Linked DNA regions of Homo sapiens: region 2 is linked to region 1. Evidence: read pairs that join two places in POLR2A ChIA-PET (ENCODE). Cell type or tissue: Panc1. All regions are shown on one strand. Each heading gives the region's core, and the rest is flanking DNA. Links, peaks and the distances in the headings are about the cores only.

The links. Peaks named below come from ENCODE experiments on the same cell type or tissue, not always from the same donor. Only the 100,000 strongest peaks of a DNase experiment are listed, where the experiment ranks them.
Region 2: POLR2A ChIA-PET joins it to region 1 with 5 read pairs; 7 of 35 experiments call an interaction of 5 or more read pairs at or near these places.

What each region holds. Positions count from the first base shown.
Region 1 is chrX:23,886,147-23,894,351 of GRCh38, reverse strand. The region is part of intron 1 of APOO (apolipoprotein O); the gene reads left to right. Among named protein-coding and RNA genes, the nearest start is that of APOO, 18 kb to the left of the region's middle. RefSeq lists a silencer at 6,773-6,950. In Panc1, for the core only: no CTCF peak of the experiment used is centred there; no DNase peak of the experiment used is centred there; H3K27ac peaks cover 4,112 bases.
Region 2 is chrX:23,798,581-23,805,306 of GRCh38, reverse strand. No RefSeq gene overlaps it. Among named protein-coding and RNA genes, the nearest start is that of SAT1, 19 kb to the right of the region's middle. In Panc1, for the core only: no CTCF peak of the experiment used is centred there; no DNase peak of the experiment used is centred there; H3K27ac peaks cover 1,561 bases.

The DNA of each region.
Region 1 (8,205 bases), core at 3,206-8,205:
CCAACGTGGCAAAACCCCGTCTCTACTAAAAATACAAAAATTAGCCAGGCGTGGTGGTGTGGGCCTGTAATCCCAGCTACTTGGGAGGCTGAGGTAGGAGAATCGCTTAAACCCGGGAGGCGGAGGTTCCAGTGAGCCGAGATCACACCACTGCACTCCAGCCTGGGTGACAGGGCGAGACTCTGTCTCAAAAAATAATAATAATAAAATAAATTTTAAAAAATAAATTTCACTTATGAAATTTATATAAATAGTTGTAGTAAATTCCGACTCCATATATGATTTATCAAGGTAACTGCTTTGAAAAGAAAACATCTATTTAAAAAAAATGTTGTAAGTAATACTGAAATACTTTTCCTTGTAAAAAGTCAAAATAGTACAGTTGGTCAGGTTGCTATTGTCCACCTCCCCCCAGCCCCCTTTCCAGAGAAAGCCTCTGTTCTGTTTGGTGTGTGGCCCTACATGTTAGAAAGGATTGCTGGCCGGGCATGGTGGCTCATGCCTATAATCCCAGCACTTTGGAAGGCCGAGGCAGGCAGATCACCTGAGATCAGGAGTTCGAGACCAGCCTGGCCAACATGGAGAAACCCCATCTCTACTGAAAATACAAAAAAAATTAGCTGGGCGTGGTGGCAGGCACCTATTATTCCAGCTACTCAGGAGGCTGAGGCTGGAGAATCACTTGAACCCAGGAGACGGAGATTGCAGTGAGCCGAGATTGTGGCACTGCACTCCAGCCTGGGTGGCAAGAGTGAAACTCTGTCTCAAAAAATAAAAAATATAAAAATAAAAGATTGCTGTATAAAATGTAGATACTGTCCTGAATGCTCCTTATGGAGGAGAGTATTCTGTATTCTTTTGACGTTTCAAGAATTGTGGACTCATTTCTCTTGATTTTTATTTTTATTTATTTATTTATTTATTTTTCAGACGGAGCCTTGCCCTGTCGCCCAGACTGGAGTGCAGTGGCGTGATGTCGGCTCACTGCAAGCTCCGCCTCCCAGGTTTTCTCCTGCCTCAGCCTCCTGAGTATCTGGGACTACAGGTTCCCACCACCACGCCTGGCTAATGTTTTGTTTTTTTTTTTTTTGTATTTTTAGTAGAGATGGGGTTTCACCATGTTAGCCAAGATGGTCTCGATCTCCTGACCTCGTGATCTGCCCGCTTCGGCCTCCCAAAGTGCTGGGATTACAGGCGTGAGCCACCGCGCCCGGCCTTTCTCTTGATTTTTCATTCAATTTACAACACGTTACTGAGGACAACAGTGTAGCCTGATTTTGACAAAATTTTTTTATTGTCTTCATCATTTTGTTGTATTCTGAGTTCTTTCACATAGTTCTTTTTTTTGTGTTGGTTACTTAGAATAAGAATAATCTCAAAAGTATTGTCAGTGTTCATAGTTTGTTTTTTTTTTTTGTAAAAAACCCATTTCAGATTTTTACCTCCTAAATAATTAGAATCAGATTAAAATAGTTTTGTTTCGAGTGAAAAATGCTGTCAGAATGGAAATTATTGCAGAAAAGGTTGACTGAGGCCAGGCGCGGTGGCTCACGCTTGTAATCCCAGCACTTTTTTTTTTTTTTTGTGACGGAGTCCCGCTCTGTCGCCCAGGTTGGAGTGCAGTGGCGCGATCTTGGCTCACTGCAAGCTCCACCTCCCAGGTTCACGCCATTCTCCTGCCTCTGCCTCCTGAGTAGCTGGGACTACAGGCGCCCGCCACCATGCCCTGCTAATTTTTTGTATTTTTAGTAGAGATGGGGTTTCACTGTGTTTCTAGGATGGTCTCGATTTCCTGACCTCGTGAACTGCCCACCTTGGCCAATTCCAGCAGTATGAGAGGCCAAGGCAGGTGGATCACCTGAGGTAAGGAGTTTGAGACCACCAGCCTAGCCAACATGGTGAAACCCTGTCTCTACTAAAATTCCAAAAAGTAGCTGGGCATGGTAGCGGGCGCCTGTAATGCCAGCTACTTGGGAGGCTGAGGCAGGAGAATCGCTTGAATCCGAGAGACGGCGGAGGTTGCAGTGAGTGGAGATCGCGCCACTGCACTCCAGGCTGGGCGACAGTGCGAGACTCCGTCTCAAAAAAAAAAAAAATAATTAGCTGGGTGTGGTGGTGGCTGCCTGTAATCCCAGCTACTTGAGAGGCTGAGGCAGGAGAATCGTTTGAACCCCAGGGGCACGGAGGTTGTCTTGAGCCGAGATTGCGCCACTTCACTCCAGCCTGGGTGAAAGAGCAAAACTCTGTCTCAAAAAAAAAAAAATTTATTTTCATTCTTTATCATTAAAGAGTTGCTTTTATGTTGTCCTTTGTGTGGCTTGTAGGATCATTAAATAAGGTAGAGAATCTCATAAAAACAGTTTTGGAGAAAGATAGTTGAAAGCATAATGTCATACATTTTAAATATATAAATGTAAACTATATATAGAAATACATAAAGTATTATATATACTTAAACTATATAAACTATATTTTTAAGTATATATAGTATGTATAAGTCTATAAGTATATATATACATATAGTTTATATACATATATATAAACTTGGTAGAAGGGTAAGATACTGTAAGTGTATATATACTTACATAGAGAGAGTTTAAATTATTTACATGGAAAATAGAAATAATATATTCCATCACTCCAAAAAAAAGGTCACCTTTGGATATAGCCTGTTTGAAGTAGCAGTTGAAAAGCCTGGTAACATGTCCCTCAGGGAGTTAGAAACACAGGAAACACACAAGCCTGAGGCTTAGGGAGAGGCCCAGGCTAGGGATACTGATTTGAGCATCAGTAGCATATGAGTGGGAGTTAAAGACTTAGATTTTGGCCAGGTGTGGTGGCTCACGCCTATAATCCCAGCACTTTGGGAGGCTGAGGCAGGTGGATCCCTTGAGCCCAGGAGTTTGAGACCAGCCTGGCCAACATGGCGAAACCCTGTCTCTACTAAAAACACAAAAATTAGCTGAGCGTGGTGGCGGGCGCCTGTAATCCCAGCTACTTGGGAGGCTAAAGCATGAGAATCCCTTGAACCCGGGAGGCGGAGATTGTAGTGAGCCGAGATCAGGCCACTGGACTCCAGTCTGGGTGACAGAGCGAGACTCTGTCTGAAAGAAAAAAAAAAGAAAGAATTAGATTTTAATGAAATTGCCCTGGAGTGAGAAGAGGAGAGAGTTAAAGACTACTCCATGACTCATCAACCTTGAAGAGCTATGCAGAGGAAGAGAAGGCCCAAAAGGGGAGGAGAGAGTACCTAGAAAGCCTCTAGAATGGGGATAGGGTAGAATCCTGTAAGCCAAAGAAAGGGGTTGAAGATGTAGAGTAGTCACCAGTTTCAGGGTGCAACCAAGATGCCAGATGTCCAGTGGGGTTTAGCAACTGGGAGGCTATTGGTGGTCTTGGGAAGAAAGGTTTTAGGTGCATTTAGTAGTAAAGGGAGGAGGAGATAAAATTGAGAAAGCAAACAGAATCTGCCTTTTTGACTTTGTGCTTAAATGCGGATGCTCCTCAGCTTGTGGTGGGGTTGCATTCTGATAAACCTATCATAAGTTGAAAATATCATTAAGTCAAAAATTAACACACCTAACCTACCAAACATCATAATTTAGCCTACCCTCCCTTAAATGTACTCAGAACACTTCCAGTAGCCCACAGTTGGGCAGAATCATCTAACACAAAGCCTATTTTATAATAAACTATTGAATGTTTCATGTACATTATTGAATACTGCACTGAAAGTGAAAAGCAGAATGGTTATATGGGTACTCAAAGTGCGGTTTCTACAGAATGCGTATCGCTTCTGCACCATGTAAGGTTGAACCATTTGTAAGTCTGAGACCATTTGTATAACATACATATAGGAAAGTAAACGGGGCATAAGTGAATTTTTACAAACTAAACATACTAGCACTCTAGAAGCTCTTCTCGTGGCCCTTCTAGTCACTACCCAGCTTGCTAAGGGTATCCACTATTCTGCCTTCTAACCATAGTCTACTTTTAAAATAAATTTGTCAATGGAAGTTGGTAGAAGGGTAAGGTAGTTGTTAGAGAGGGAATTAGGGGTGGAGGGTATTTGTTGTGTTTTGTTTAAGACGGGAGAGATTTTCTTGAATGTAAATAAATGTCATAATTTCTCTAGTGGGTGGCCAGTCACTCTGTTTCTTTTTATATTTAGGACAGTTTTCATTTTATACTTTCAAATGTTTTTAAAAGTATGTTTGAGTGCTTATACAAACTTAAGTTGAATAACTGTTCTCTAAGCATATGTTTGTGGAATGGTGGTTTTCAAAACTTTGCTTATCTTGGGAATAGATTCTTGGGCCCCTCTTAGATTCAGAGTCAGACACTCTGGGGGAAGCTGTTAGAATCTATGCTTTTAAAAAATTCCCCAGGTGGGCCAGGCGCGGTGGCTGACGCCTGTAATCCCAGCACTTTGGGAGGCCGAGGTGGGCGGATCACGAGGTCAGAAGATTGAGACCATCCTGGCTAACACAGTGAAACCCCGTCTCTACTAAAAATACAAAAAATTAGCCAGGCGTGGTGGCTGGTGCCTGTAGTCCCAGCTACCAGGAGGCTGAGGCAGGAGAATGGCATGAACCCAGGAGGCGGAGCTTGCAGTGAGCCAAGATCGCACCACTGCACTCCAGCCTGGGCGACAGAGCGAGGCTCTGTCTTAAAAAAAAAAAAAAAAAAAAAAAACAACTCCCCAGGTGATTCTGAAACCTCTTGTGTACACAGGCCTGCAAAAGCCTTCTATCATGAAGCTGGCATATATTATAAATGGAAGTCTAATAAGATAATAGTTCTGTAATTGTGGGAGAAAAGAGTCACCCTTTTTTTAAATGGGAGAGAGTATTCACTAGATTCTCTATAAAGTTGAAAAAGAAAGCAAGTTGTTAGGTATTTGAGCCCCACCATTCATGAGAGTCTGAATAATTCTGAGGGTGACTTATTTAGCTTAAGGTTTTTATTTGTCTTTAAGGCAGTTTTACTGGAACATAATCACAACATGATCCCAGAGCTATGGAATTCTGGGCAGTCAGTGTACTTTTATTTGCAAAGCAAGAACAGTTTAGCCTTCTGGACACCCATTATGATTTGTTTGTTTACGACCTTACCAGATTCATGTCTTGGTAAACTGTGTCTAAGAATCTACCTTTAAAGCTGAGGGAGCTGACTGATAAACTCAATCTTTTTATTTTATTTTATTTTTTGAGGCAGAGTCTTGCTCAGTCACTCAGGCTGGAATGCAGTGACGCGATTATAGCTCACTGCATCCTTGACCTCCTGGGCTCAAGTAATCCTCCCACCTCAGCCTCCCAAGTAGCTGAGACCATAGGCATGCCCCAAACACCTGGCTAATTTTTTTTTTTTTTTTTGTAGAGATGGAGTCTTGTTATGTTGCCCAGGCTGGTCTTAAACTTCTGGCCTCAAGTGATCCTCCCACTTCAGCCTCCTAATAAACTCAATCTTATGCCTGAATCTTTTTTTTTTTTTTTTTTTTTTGAGATGAAATCTCACTCTGTTGCCCAAGCTGGAGTGCAGAGGTATAATTTTGGCTCACTGCAACCTCCACCTTCCAGGTTCAAACGATTCTCTTGCCTCAGCCTCCCGAGTAGCTGGGACTACAGGCACATGCCACCATGCCTGGCTAATTTTTGTATTTTAGTAGAGATGGAGTTTCAGTGTGTTGGCCAGGCTGGTCTTGAACTCCTGACCTTGTGATCCACCTGCCTCGGCCTCCCAAAGTGGTGGGATTATAGGCGTGAGCCACTGTGCTGGGCCCTGAATCTTTTTTTGAATGTTAATTTATTTTTTAAATTGTGGCCTGAGTCTTTGATTAAATTCATAAGCTTCCTGGAAGCTCTATAAGAGCAGGGACCTTGTCTGCTTATGTGTTTTATCTGTTTAGTACCATGTCTGACATGATGTGGGTGTGCAGTAAATATTTGTTTTTGAAATAAAACCCTGGTTGACCTCTTCTAATTGTTATATATAACCTTGCTTGCCTGACCAGATTTGTTTTGCCAACATCAGTCCTTCGCAAGCTTCAGTGGAGACAGAGTAAGAACCAAATGTCTTTAAGATGATGACAGCCTACCCCTTTACACTTCTTGTTAGGGCCTCATCTAACCCAACACCAATACTGGTTGCTCTGTTTCCATTGACAAGCCCCTTGCGGGCTGTGCGAAACAAAAGTTTTGAGACATAGAGAGTCTAAGGTCCAAGATAGAGTGTACCTTGATACTTTGCTGGGGAGTAGGATCAGACCAGAAAGAAAGAAGAGTTAGCCACAAGAGTGAGAAAACTCAATGACACTCCCTCTGAGGTTTGCAAAGCTAAGGGCCACCAGTTTACCTTTAAGCCAAATTTTCGTTTTCTCTGTGACTATGGGTCTTACAGCTGTATTCAAAACCTCAGAGAAGCCAACACATTAGAGTCCTTACTTTGAGACCCCCAACTAGCTGAATGCCAAGAAAGGCATTTAGTAACTGAAGGGTATACTCCCGAGGGGCTGGATCTAAAGAAATGCCACCTTTGATCTAGCCTGTAACTTAGCACTAATTGGAGATTCAGCTCTTAACAGAGCTTGCTTGACTTTGATTGAGCAAGCCTAACTCATATAATGCAAAGTAGACCATATCTAATCAGTTCTTGGCAGGTGCATATGTACTCATTTTCTGAGCCAACTCATCTGCCCTGACCAGGGAGTGTACCTGGCAACAAGGCTTCTCAAGGACTATCACTTGGGAAAGGGAGTGCTCAGGGCGTGGGTACATGCAGTCTAGAGATTACAGCCCTGCATCAGAAAAAGTTTGGGGGAGGCCGGGCACAGTGGCTCATGCCTGTAATCCCAGCACTTTAGGAGGCCGAGGCGGACGGATCACAAGGTGAAGAGATCAAGACCATCCTGGCCAACATGGTGAAACCCCGTCTCTGCTAAAAATACAAAAATTAGCCGCATGTGGTGGCGCACACCTGTAGTCCCAGCTACTTGGGAGGCTGAGGCAGGAGAATGGCTTGAACCCAGGAGGCGGAGGTTGCAGTGAGCCAAGATCATGCCACTGCACTCCAGCCTGGCGACAGAGGGAGACTCTGTCGCAAAAAAAAAAAAAAAAAAAAAAAGGGAAAAAGAAAAAGTATGGGGGAGATTTCACTTCTTGGGAGGTATATTCAGTCCGATTATATCATAATGGGTCAGGACTCCTCATGGAGAGAGAATACCTTTGTGTTCATGTCTCACAAAGCAACCCATCCAGAGTGCGAACAGGAGGAAAGTTGATAAGGCTAGAGATTTTTTTTTATTATGTCCCAGACCCTGAAAGTTGATTGTGTTTCTTCAAAGAACTGGATTGTTCTTCCTTGGGGAGACAAAAGATTGAAGAAGGTTCATCTCCTCTTTGTGCCCTTACACTGTCCTGGGGTGATTCTACCCATCTTAGCCTTTCCCTTCTTAAATCCTGATTTTGAATAGGTTGGCCTGAATACTCAATATGAGCCCTAACAAATTATGATAACCACCTGGCAGGCACACAGTGTCGAAGATGGCCATTTGTGATGACATCTGGTCTGGCCAGCTTCCTTTTTACTGTTAAGAGGGAAAGGTGGTGAGCATGCTGAGGCAGGGTGGGGTCATCTCGCACCAGGAGGAGCCCCCTTTGAAGCTAAAAAGGAAGATGAATCAGCCAAGATGTTGAGTGCATCAGCTTCAGCCATGTCTACCTGGGGACCTTTTACCAAGGCTCCTCCCATGGGTTTCCATCACACAGATCTATACCAGTTCCTTACCATGGTCAGGTGTGTGGCTGGCTCCTTAGGAATGAGCTTGGCATGGATTAGGTGTGCTAGAGCTGATGGATTTTTTAAAAAGTCTAATTTACATAGAGTGAAATACATAGATTTTTAAGTTGTACAGTCTTAGTTGTACAATTTGAGCTTTGACAAATGTATATACCTTGAATAACCCATACCCCAATCAAGATTGTTTCACCCCAGAAAGTTCACTTGTGCCACTTCTCAGTAAGTCCACTTCCTTCCAACTCCCACCTCCCCGGCCTAGTAGTGATTGTTCTGGTTTCTCACTATGTTTGAGGCCATGGGTTTTAAAACATACAGATTTTCTTCAAGTCTAGATGGTGAGAGATGTCAGAAAGTAATACTTACTCAAGTAAATCAGAGGTTCTCAGTGGGAGAGTTGCTCCCCAGGAG
Region 2 (6,726 bases), core at 1,727-6,726, 88 kb after region 1:
GTGCGCACCTGCAGTTGCAGCTACTTGGGAGGCTGAGGTGGGAGGATCATTTGAGCCCAAGAGGTCGAGGTTGCAGTAAGCCGATATCACACCACTGCCCTCCAGCCTGGGCAACAGAGCGAGACCCTGTCAAAAAAAAAGAAAGAAAGGGCCGAGCACAGTAGCTCACGCCTGTAATCCCAGCACTTTGGGAGGCCAAGGCAGGTGAATCACACGAGGTCAGGAGTTCAAGACCAGCCTGGCCAACATGGTGAGACCCTGTCTCTACTAAAAATACGAAAATTGGCTGGGCATGGTGGCGGGTGCCTGTAATCCCAGCTACTCAGGAGGCTGAGGCAGGAGAATCGCTTGAACCCAGGAGGCAAAGATTGCAGTGAGCCAAGATTGCCAACTGCACTCCATCCTGGGCAACAAGAGCGAAACTCTGTATCAAAAAAAAAAAGAAAGGAGGGAGGGAGGGAGAAAGGAAAGAGGAAGGAAGGAAAGAAGGAAGGAAGGAAGGAGAGAGAGAGAGAAAGAGAAAGAAGGAAAGAAAGAAAGAAAAAGAGAGAAAGAAAGAAAAGGAAAGGGGAAAGGAAAAAGGAAAGGAAAGGAAGAGAGAGATCATAAACTGCTGCTGCGCTGTTATGTCAATGCTTGGCTCAGATTCCCACAGGTCTTGAATGTGCAGGAGAGTCAAAACTCTCTTCTCTTAGTGTCCTGGCTGAGCCTGAGAATTAAATTGACATAAAGTATATTAACAGGAGAAAAGCGTACTAATTTAATGTAAGTTTTATGTGACTCAGGAGCCCTGGGAAGGAAATGAAGACCCAAAGAAGTGACAAAACCAACAGGCTTTTGTATTAGGTTGAACAAAGAGAGGCAGTTGTGGAAAAGTAACTAAATTATGTGGGGAGTTTGTTAAAGGAAGGTAAGAATTAGTTTCACAAAGTATGTTTGTACAGGATTCTCAGAGCTGTGACTCCCCGGGGAAGAATGTTACTTTTTTCCTGGTACAGGGAGGGCATGTTCACATGGGAGTTTCTCTCTCCTGTTTGCAGGAAGCAAAGGGGAGATTAGAATGCCCTTCTTGTATCTGCTGTTTTTCAAGTGCCTTTAGCTTGAAGTAATCCTTACGTCATGGTGGCATATTTTGGCATAGAGTATTCTGCCACCCTTCAGCTGCATTTTGTAGCAGGCGCACCCTCAAGGCAAGGAAGATGACAGCCAACAGTCCCAGGCTACAGCCTCCAGCTTGCGAACTATTGCGAAATAGTGTTAGCCATGAAATCCTGGCTTGGCCCAGTTTGCCCAGCCCTGAGCCAACTCTTTGGGATGGTCTTGGAGAGGGGCAGGGCATCATGACTGATCATTGTACCAGGTAACCATGCAAGCAGTAGAGGAGTTCTCCAAACGAATGAAAGGAAATGGGGGCACTTTGGGAGGCCGAGGCGGGTGGATCACCTGACGTCAGGAGTTCCTGGCCAACATGGTGAAACCGTCTCTACTAAAAATACAAAAAATTAGCCGGGCATGGTGGCGGGTGCCTGTAATCTCAGCTACTCAGAAGGCTGAGGCAGGAGCTTCACTTGAACCCAAGAGATGGAGGTTGCAGTAAGCTGAGATGTCGGCACTGCACTCCAGCCTGGGCAACAGCAGTGAGACTCCATCTCAAAAAAAAAAAAAAAAAAAAAAAGTTTAATATGTTGCTCATTTCTCAGCCCTTGCTGTTCAGCACATTTTCCCCACAGGTTCTGACAACTCTGTTTTTTTTCCTGCTCGCTTTCCTTGTCCTACTTGCAAATCATGTGATTCTACTTTTCAGTGCTTTCTCTTTCTCTTCATCTTCCTTATCCTTTGGACTCTTCATTAGGGCTTGTTTTGGACTTTTTCTAAAACAAAGCACTAATAATGAAAACCTTTCCTAAAAGTTGTTAGGGTACTGTATGCAATGTATACTGGGATAATTGGGCCTGTTACCCTAGGAACCACCCCAGACTGCCCCCTAAGAGTATAGGTGGGAGTGTACAGATTGTGATGATGATATGATTCTGTTTTATAAAATGAAAGAAGTTAGACATGAATCCAACAGCATCAGCCACAACAGCTTCAAAAAGAAGTCTTCCATATAAATAATTCATATTAAAAGATTTTTTTTTCAGTTAGAATAAATAATCCCCTTCTAAACCTTTAAATCATCCAGAAAACATATTTGATGTTTCTGTCCCCAAGTATATACGTGTGTTTTATTTTTTATTTTATTTTATTTTTTGAGACGGACTCTCGCTCTGTCACCCAGGCTGGAGTGCAGTGGCATGATTTTGGCTCACTGCTACTTCTGCCTCCTGGGCTCAAGTGATTCCCCTGCCTCAGCCTCCCAAGTAAGTGGGATTACAAGTATGTGCCACCATGCCTGGCTAATTTTTATATTTTTAGTAGAGATGGGGTTTTACCATGTTGGCCGGACTGGTCTCAAACTCCTGGCCTCAAGTGATCCGCCTGCCTTGGCCTCCCAAAGTGCTGGGATTACACGTGTGAGCCACCGCACCCAGCCTATATGTGAGTTTTATATTCTTTGTTTATTTTCAGTACTCAAATAGTAAAGGCAAAGGTTTATCTGAGTTCTGATGATAGCTTCCTTAACAGGAAATGAAACTGCCAATGTTCCACAAAGCAGACAAAGTACCTAATTTGTTGAAAAAAATCATGCTGAATCACCAGAATAAAACTGTCTTAAGCGTAATCAACTGAACATTTGTGTGTAACTATTTTTAAAATTAACTTGCCTTCAAAATTAAATGGCTCTATAGACAGTCATGTAATGGTGTGATCCACAATTTAAAATGTATTTTTAGAATTTCCGACTTACGTGCTGATTAGAAAACCTGCAAGTCACAATCATTTGACATTCTGGAATAGGGCAGTTGGAGTTGGAAGTGGGAAGAAAAGTCACTGGAAAATTTTAAGAACAAAGTAATGTTAGGCCATATATACTACTTTTTATTTCTGTATAGTCTGAATTGTTTGTGAACTGCTTTTACTTTAACACGATTAGAAAATTGCATAGCTTTACACACTGTCAAAGGTTTTTGGAGGGCTTGTTTTTATTTATATTTATATTTATATTTATTTATTTATTTATTTTTGTAGAGACAGGGTCCCACTGTGTTGTGCAGGCTGGTCTTGAACTCCTGGCCTCAAGCAATCCTCCTGCTTTGACCACCCAAAGTGCTGGGATTACTGGCGTGAGCCACTGAGCCTAGCCTTGTTTTGTTTTTTAATTTTATTTATTTTTATTTTTATTTTTGAGATGGTGTCTCGCTCTGTCGCCCAGGCTGGAGCACAGTGGCACGATCTCGGCTCACTGCAACCTCCACCTCTCGGGTTCAAGCGATTCTTCTGCCTCAGCCTCCCGAGTAGCTGGGACTACACGTGTGCGCCACCATGCCCAGCTAATTTTTGTATTTTTAGTAGAGACGAGGCTTCACCATATTGGCCAGGCTGGTCTCGAACTCTTGACCTCGTGATCCGCCTGCCTCAGCCTCCCAAAGTGCTGGGATTAGAGGCATGAGCCACCACGCCCAGCTTGTTTTGTTTTTTTAAGTAACTACTTTGTTAGTTGATTATTTGGTTTACCTCACAGTCTTCCAAATTACTTTTTAGTTTTATTGGTTTTTAAAATTTTAAATTGAGACGGGGTCTTGCCATGTTGCCAAAGCTGGTCTCGAACTCCTGGGCTCAAGCGATCCTCCCACCTTGGCCACCCAAAGTGCTGGGATTACAGGCATGCGCTGCTGCACCTGGCCTACTTTTTATTTTTATTTTCATTTATTTATTTAGTTTTTTTAAAGACAGGGTCTTGCTCTGTCACCCAGGTTGGAGTGCAGTGGGGCAACAATAGTAGCCTCAAACTCCTGGGTGCAAGGAATCTTCCTGCCTCAGCCTCCCAAGTAGCTAGGACTACAGGCATGTGCCACCATGCCCAGCTATTTTCTTAATTTTTTGTAGAGACAGAGTCTTACTATGTTGCCCAGACTAGTCTCAAATTCCTGGCCTCAAGCAGCCCTCTCACCTTGACCTCCCAAAGTGCTAGGATTACAGGGAAGAGCCGCTGCACCCAGCCCCAAATTACTTTTTAGAATATATGCTTTATCACTTTGCTCACTTTACACACATGAGAAACACTTTTTACTAGAGAAACACACTTTTCTACTAGAGAAACTGGAAAGCAAAATACTAGAATTCCCAGACTCCCTTACAGCTAAGGGTTGCCAGGTGACACATTGCAGCCAATGAAATGTAGGTGGAAGTGCTTGGAGATGGCTTTCTTCAGAATTTAAAAAACAAAAAAAGGCCAAGCAGTATGAGGAAAGGCTGTGATTTTTTTTACCTGCTGCCTTCCGCCATTTCCCTGTGTAGAATGGACACATTGCAGGAAGCGACATTGAGCTGAGAGCTGAGGGGTCGGGCACGGTGGTTCACACCTGTAATCCCAGCGCTTTGGGAGGCGGAGGCGGGAGGATCACCTGAGGTCTGGAGTTCGAGACCAGCCTGGCCAACATGGTGAAACCCCCGTCTCTACTAAAAATACAAAAAATTAGCTGGGTGTGGTGGCAGGCACCTGTAATCCCAGCTATTTGGGAGGCTGAGGCGGGAGAATCGCTTGAACCCAGGAGGCGGAGGTTGCAGTGAGCCGAGATCACACCACTGCACTCCAGCCTGGGTGACAGAGTGAAACTCCGTCTCAAAAAAAAAAAAAAAAGGTGCAAAGAATGTGATTTCTGGTGTACTATACATTATGCACATGGCTTACATCTATTTTTTTCTTTTTTTGAGACAGTCTTGCTCTGTCGCCCAGGCTGGAGTGCAGTGGCATGATCTCGGCTCACTGCAACCTCTGCCTCCTGGGTTCAAGCGATTCTGCTGCCTCAGCTTCCTGAGTAGCTGGGATTACAGGTGCCCCCCCCCCCACCACGCCCTGGTAATTTAAATCTATTTTTATTGCTTCAGAATCTTGGCACAGCTCATTTAGCTTGTTCGGTTAATGGAAAGTGCCTGTTCTATAACTTAATGACAAAGCCATTCCTTACTATCAAACCAATCAGCCAAATCAGACTAACTTGTAAACGATTGTGCAGACCAGACATGGTGGGTCATGCCTGTAATCTTAGCACTTTGGGAGCCTAGGTGGGCAGATAGCTTGAGGCCAGGGGTTCAAGACCAGCCATGAGCAAGATGGCGAAACCCCGTCTCTACAAAAAAAAAAAAAATTAGAATAAAAATATTAGCCAGGCATGGCGGCGTGCACCTGTAGTGCCAGCTACTCGGGAGACTAAAGTGGAGGATCACTTGAGCCTGGAAGGTTGAGGCTGCAGTGAGCCATGATCTCGCCACTGCACTCCAGCCTGAGTGACAGAGTGAGACCCTGTCTCAAAAAAAAAAAAAAAAGCAATTTGTCATCTGGATTAAACAGCTGCCATTTTTTTTTCTTTTCTTTTTCTTTCTTCTTTTTTTTTTTTTTAACCAAAGCTCTCTTTTTTCAGGTCTTGAGAAAGCAAATTGTCCCAAACTTAATCTGGAAGAGAACTTTTAGGGCTGAGGTAGTTTACAGTCTGTTCCGGGACGTAATCAGCAATCCTGATGTAATGTTTGAGTAATCTTTTTCTGGAAAGTTATGGTTTCCCCCCAGCTGCCTGGCTGCTGAGACTCTGTAACCCATAGTTCATTGTATCACTTTTATCTCTACCAAGAAAGCAGTCTTCAAACTGACTTGCTGAGGAGCTTCTTTCTTTGTGAAACTTGAAATAAAACCCCAGTACATGCTCCTACCTAAGTAATCTGAGAAGGGGTCTCAACTCTCTGGGAACTCTTCCCTTGAGAGCTGTACATTCCTGAATTATTCTTTGGTTTGGTGCCCAGAGGTTTTTACACCTTGGGGGTAGCACCCTCTGCTAAGATTCAGGGTAGGTTAGGGGTACACCTTTCTTTAGTAAGGTGGGAGAAGGGCATTCATTTATTTATTTTAGGGACAGGGGTTTCACTGTGTTGCCCAGGCTGGTCTCAAACTCCTGGGCTCAAGCAATCCACCCACCTCCTCCTCCCAAAGTGTTAAGAGTACAGCCGAGGCCAGGCACGGTGGCTCACCCCTATAATCCCAGCAGTTTGGGAGGCCAAGGCAGGTGGATCACCTGAGGTCAGGAGTTCGAGACCAGCCTGGCCAACATGGTGAAACCTCATCTCTACCAAAAATACAAAAATCAGCAGGTGGTGGTGGCAAGCACCTGTAATCCCAGCTACTCAGGAGGCTGAGGTAGGAGAATCACTTGAACCTGGGAAGTGAAGGTTGTAGTGAGTCGAGATTGCACCACTGCACTCCAGGCTGGGCAACAGAGCGGGACTCTGTCTCAAAAATAAATAAATAAAAAGAGTGCAGCTGTGAACCACCCCATCTTGCCAGGAAGGGCATTTATGAAAGAGGAGAGAGGCAAGAGGAGCCAAGTGTGACCTCCTATTATTATTATTTTAATTTTTTTTCTTTTTTAGAGACAAGCTCTCACTCTATTGCCCAGGCTGGTCTCAAACTCCTGGGTTCAAGGGATCCTCCCGCCTTGGCCTCCCCAAGTGCTGGGATTACAGGTATAAGCCACTGCGCCCAGCCCAAGTGTGACCTCTTAACCTCAGGAGCATTTTCAGGTAGACCATTTCTGGAAAGAGTATATATAGAAGTTGAGGTTTGGAACCCAAGTT